Regions from separate parts of the Homo sapiens genome. Here region 1 is linked to region 2. A link is an interaction called in ENCODE POLR2A ChIA-PET data of the cell type or tissue named here. Cell type or tissue: GM12878. All regions are shown on one strand. Links, peaks and the distances in the headings refer to the core of each region. The heading gives the core; the rest is flanking DNA. Region 1 overlaps TXNRD1 (thioredoxin reductase 1). Region 2 overlaps TXNRD1 (thioredoxin reductase 1).

What was found. ChIA-PET counts read pairs that join two places held together with the same protein. Peaks named below come from ENCODE experiments on the same cell type or tissue, not always from the same donor. Only the 100,000 strongest peaks of a DNase experiment are listed, where the experiment ranks them.
Region 1: POLR2A ChIA-PET joins it to region 2 with 5 read pairs; 15 of 35 experiments call an interaction of 5 or more read pairs at or near these places.

Annotation. Positions count from the first base shown.
Region 1 is chr12:104,325,917-104,328,725 of GRCh38, reverse strand. It overlaps TXNRD1 (thioredoxin reductase 1), which reads right to left. Exons shown (of 17, transcript NM_001093771.3): 12 at 2,303-2,379; 13 at 1,055-1,211. Among named protein-coding and RNA genes, the nearest start is that of EID3, 24 kb to the right of the region's middle. In GM12878, for the core only: no CTCF peak of the experiment used is centred there; no DNase peak of the experiment used is centred there.
Region 2 is chr12:104,275,087-104,277,895 of GRCh38, reverse strand. The region is part of intron 3 of TXNRD1 (thioredoxin reductase 1); the gene reads right to left. The region is part of intron 1 of TXNRD1-AS1 (TXNRD1 antisense RNA 1); the gene reads left to right. Among named protein-coding and RNA genes, the nearest start is that of TXNRD1-AS1, 4.4 kb to the left of the region's middle. RefSeq lists an enhancer at 1,777-1,946. In GM12878, for the core only: no CTCF peak of the experiment used is centred there; DNase peaks (open chromatin) are centred at 1,262 and 1,495; H3K4me3 peaks cover 1,043 bases; H3K27ac peaks cover 644 bases.

The sequences.
Region 1 (2,809 bases), core at 259-2,758, 51 kb before region 2:
GTGCAGTGGTGCAATCTCGGCTCACGGCAAGCTCCGCCTCCCGGGTTCAGGCCATTCTCCTGCCTCAGCCTCCAGAGTAGGTGGGACTACAGGCGCCCGCCACCACCACGGCCGGCTAATTTTTTGTATTTTTAGTAGACACAGGGTTTCACCATGTTAGCCAGAATGGTCTCAATCTCCTGACCTCGTGATCTGCCTGCATCAGCCTCCCAAAGTGCTGGGATTACAGGCATGAGCCAACGCACCTGGCCTCTAAGACAGATATTTTCTAAGGACTGGGTAATAAGGCCTGAATAGTGGTTTAAGCTACTTTGTACACTGACACCATTACCTAAATCCTCAAGTCCTTTTATAGCCTAGATAAGTGCCATAAAAAGACTCAGAACATTTTATTTATACTGGTAATGATGAAATTGACATAAAATACAACTGTTTAGAGTATATGGATATAAAGTACACTATTCAACAACAGTGCTGAAAACTTGATTAATCAAGCTCTTTTTATTCATAATGTGAATCCAAGATGTCAATTTTCTTTTTTTTTTTTTTAATTTTTTTTTTTAGATGGAGTCTCGCTCTGTAGCCATGGCAGGAGTAGAGTGGCACAATCTTGGCTCACTGCAACCTCTGCCTCCCAGTTCCCCGTTCAAGCAATTCTCCTGCCTCAGCCTCCTGAGTAGCTGGGATTACAGGCATGCGCCACCATGCCCAGCTAATTTTTGTATTTTTAGTAGAGATGGGGTTTCGCCATGTTGGCCAGGCTGGTCTTGAACTCCTGACCTGGTGATCTGCCTGCCTCAGCCTCCCAAAGTATTGGGATTACAGGCATGAGCCACTGTGCCCGGCGGAGTGTCGATCTTCATAATAAAGTCACAATGTACAGCAGCCTTAATAATATCTTGTCTGGAATACAACTAATAAAGGACATCTAGGATGCCATCACCAAAATAACTAAATTATTCAAGATCTGCGAAACTTCCCAACTGCCCCCTAAATAAGGAACTGGGAGTATTACTGACAACAGTATCTAATGGGCAACAAGCACAACACTCACCTTGACAGTGGAACCTGCATAGAGCCTCTGAGCCAGCAATCTTCCTGCCTGGATTGCAACTGGGGTGAGCTCCACCTTATCCTCCAATATATCGCCAATGGCATAGATGTAAGGCACATTGGTCTGTTCTTCATCTGTGACAGGTATTTTTCCAGTCCTGCAATTTTATTCAGTTAAAAATCATCATTAATTACCATTATTAATTAAGGAGAACAAAATCTTCCGTTTTTTCAGGGAAGCCCAAAATTGTGACTCTAGCTGAGGGCAATGTTCTAATGTGTTAAAAATAAAACAAAACAGCTCAAAGGAACAAAAATCTTATCAGATAATGACAATTCTGTCCACGGTTCTGAAAATCAAAGAAATAAGAAAACTCTAAGAAATCTGAGAATGGAAGAACTCCAACACAGTGGTTAAGAGTGAGGATTCTAAATTATAACTCCCCTCAAAATGGATAAAAGAAAACAAACAGGAAACACTAATGTGAATGGCACTGGAAGAAAAGTTTCATTTCTTCATAGTTGAAGAGCTCAACTATGGTAAAAATTAGGTTTAAAAAATCTAAAATTCGGCCAGGCACAGTGGCTCACACCTGTAATCCCAACACTTTGGGAGGCTGATGTGGGTAGATCACTAGAGGCCAAAAGATGGAGACCAGCCTGGCCAGCATGATTATAGGTGTGATGGCAGGCGCCTGTAATCCAGCTACCAGGGAGGCTGAGGCACAAGAATCACTTGAACACAGGAAGCAGAGGTGGCAGTGACATGAGATTGCACTACTGCACTCCAGCCTGGGTGACAGAGCGAGACTCTGTCTCAAAAAAACAAACATACCAACAAAAAACTAAAATTCTATAATTGACCAATGCTGTAAATAACTGAAATAGTATTAAATATGACATAATGGGCCAGGCACAGTGGCTCACACATGTAATCCCAGCACTTTGGGAGGCCAAGGCAGGTGGATCACCTGAGGTCAGGAGTTCGACACCAGCCTGACCAACATGGCGAAACCCCATCTCTACTAAAAATACAAAAATTAGCCAGGTGTGGTGGTGCATGCCTGTAATCCCAGCTACATGGGAGGCTGAGGCAGGAGAATGGCTTGATCCCAGGGGACGGAGGTTGCAGTGAGCCGAGATCGTGCCATTGTACTCCAGCCTGGGAGACAAGAGAGAAACTCCATCTCAAAAAAAAAAAAAAAAAAAAAATCCCACAAATATGACATAATAAAGATTTTTTTCTTACTTTTCATTTATCTTCACCCCTACGGTTTCTAAGCCAATTTTTCTTGTGCAAGCATCTCTTCCTATTGCCAGCATCACCTGAAAAATTATTAATATATTAGTGACTAATAACAAAAAGGCTTTGCATTTATTACCTAATCATATTTTTCTCTGCTTATTAAGCTAATCTGATTTCATTTTTCAAACTTGGAAATAAATATTTCAGTAAGAAAGTAATGCAAGAGTTTAAATAAATTAAAATCTTCAGAAAAAAATCCTTTGAACATATATGATATAGTAGAAATTATTTTCCACTTCTGATTAGGAAAAAGAGAATTCATAATGCCTTAATAAACCTATCCAAGTTTAAAGACAATGACATCATAGTCTGTAACTAAATTATTTTTTAAGTGGTTGCGTGGGGAGATGAAAGGAAAGAACACGGGACAGAAATTCTGGCTCATTTAAAAATTCTGTTGCCTTTGTATAGCCATTTGACTAATAATACTTTAAGTTACAGTGGAAAAAA
Region 2 (2,809 bases), core at 291-2,790:
CAAAAAAAAAAAAAAAGAATCTTGCCAAAGGTCACAAACCAGGTAAGTGTTGGAGCTGGTATATAAATCCAACTGTGCCTACCTCCAAATCCATTGTTTGTCTTACAATTAAATAATATAGAGTGAGGAACAGGCTAAAAACCGGTAAAAACAACAAGTAAATCCGGTAAACTTGATTTGTAGGGACAAAAAAAAAACCCCGGTAACCTTCTGATAACAAACAAGGAAAATCATCCATGAATCATCCACCCTGAAAACTCTGGAATCTACTGAGGGGACTATGACCTGTAGTCATTCTGTCTTTATTTCTTTTGTTTATTTGTTTGTTTTTTGGAGACAGAATCTTGCTCTGTCATCCAGGCTGGAGTGCAGTGGCACAATCATAGCTCACCACAGCCTCAAACTCCTGGGTTTAAATGATCCTCATGCCTCAGCTTCCCAAGTAGCTGGCCAGAGGCACACACTACCGTGCCTGACTAATTTTTTTTTTTTTTTTGAGACAGAGTCTTACTTTGTTGCCCAGGCTGGAGTGCAGTGGCGCGATCTCAGCTCACTGCAAGCTCCGCCTCCCGGGTTCATGTCATTCTCCTGCCTCAGCCTCCCTAGTAGCTGGTACTATAGGCGCCCGCCACCACACCCAGCTAATTTTTTTTTTTTTTTGTATTTTTAGTAGAGACGGGGTTTCACCGCATTAGCCAGGATGGTCTTGATCTCCCGATCTTGTGATCCACCCGCCTCGGCCTCCCCAAGTGCTGGGATTACAGTCATGAGCCACCGCACCCGGCCTATGCTTCATTTAAAAAAATGTTTTGTAGAGACAGGGTCTCGCTTTGTTGCCCAGGCTGGTATCAAACTCCTGGGCTCAAGCAGTCCTCTCACCTCAGCCTCCCAAAGTGCTGGGATTATAGGCATGAGCCACTGTGCCCGGCTCCCATCTTTATTTCTTATATCAAGCTATATGAAAGACATCTGTTTACATGTCCCCACTCTTAGAACCATCACTTAATGAACACCTCTGTGCCAGGAACTTTACATGTTCTCAGTCATCTCAATAACCCTTTGGGATATATATTATTATCTCCATTTACAGATGAGTAACCCAAGTTTAAGTGACTGTCCCAAGAGCCGACAGCTAGTCCAGGATTTACGCCTGCATGCTCTTCACTCTCCACCACAGTATTATTTACTTGAGGGGTTGGTCTTTCTTACCCTGGCATCTGGCACAGTGCCTTTCCCATAATGGGCACTCACTCAAGCTTCAAATTCAACTGGCACTTCAGCAGGCTTTTGACTGTTAGTGAAGTGGAAAAGAGAAGAAAGGGAGTGTAAGGTGTTCTGGTAAACCAGTTCTGAGTGGTGGTGGGGAGGCCCTGATTTGTAGTATTTGCTAATTTCTGGAGTTGAATACTCCCACTTTGGCTAATTTCAAGCTACCAACCTACTTGCAAAATTCCTTGATGTTTAACAAGGGGTCTCTTGAGCTGGTACGAGCCAGCTCCAGCACACTGCCCAAAGGCTCAAGTCGTCAGGTACAAGTTACTTTCACTTCTCTGTCTTCTCTTCCCAGCAGCTCTCTATACTTACATGTCACTGCAACCTCAGAAGAATAAGGATTGTTCTACCTCTGCTAAAGCTCGCCTTTACCAGAGCACTACAACCTATAACCTATCCCAATTCCAAGTGGTCTTAGGGGACCCCACCTTTCTTCAACATCCTCTTCCTATCTTGTATTCAGGGCCGTTTAAGCCATTCCGCCTTCAAATGTGCCCAGGTCTCCTCTTTTGTAAATCTCTGGGCTAATCCCATAGCATCATCTGGCGTTCTACTAACAAGCAGTATAGCTCAATAGTTATAAGAGCCCGCAATGAAATCACGTAACCTGGCTTTTCTGCTGGCAAACTGTGTGCCCTTAGGCAACTTCTGTTACCTCTCTGTGCCTTTGTTTACTCATCTATAAAATGGTGATAAATACAGTATCTACACTTCATGTGGTGATTGTGGAAAACGAGATGAGTAAATAGATGTAAAGGATGTAAATAGATGTAAAAGACTCAATAGCTTAGTTATTATAATCATTATGTCCTCATGCATGGTATAAATCCATGATGACCTCAGTGTGGTTAGAAGTTTGGATTTTCCCCTTTTACAGGTTGGTCATTCACAGTAACTGTCAACAAAGCATTACAGTGGACACCGATCAAAACTTAACTCAAGGCTGGGTGCAGTGGCTCATGCCTGTAATCCCAGCATTTTGGGAGGCTAAGGCCGGTGGATTACCTGAGGTCAGGAGTTCGAGACCAGCCTGACCAACACGGAGAAACCCCTTCTCTACTAAAAATACAAAATTAGCCAGGCATGGTGGTGCATGCCTGTAATCCCAGCTACTCAGGAGGCTGAGGCAGGAGAATCGCTTGAACCTGGGAGGCAGAGGTTGCAGTGAGCCGAGATTGCACCATTGCACTCCAGCCTGGAGTAGCACATTCATTTTTTCATTTTACTTTTAATTAGCAAGCAGTCTGTGGCTAAGCATGCCATTTTCCGCAGTGCATATATTCTCATTACCCAGAGCTTGTCTTTTCTTGCCAGAAGAAGAAAAACATAATTTTCTTTTTTTTTTGAGATGGAGTTTGGCTCTTGTTGCCCAGGCTGGAGTGCAATGGTGCGATCTCAGCTCACTGCAACCTCTGCCTCCTGGGTTCAAGTGGTTCTCCTGCCTCAGCCACCCGAGTAGCTGGGATTACAGGCATGCGCCACCACACCTGGCTAGAAAAACATAATTTTCTTAAACAACTTGCTAAAAGGAGTGAAA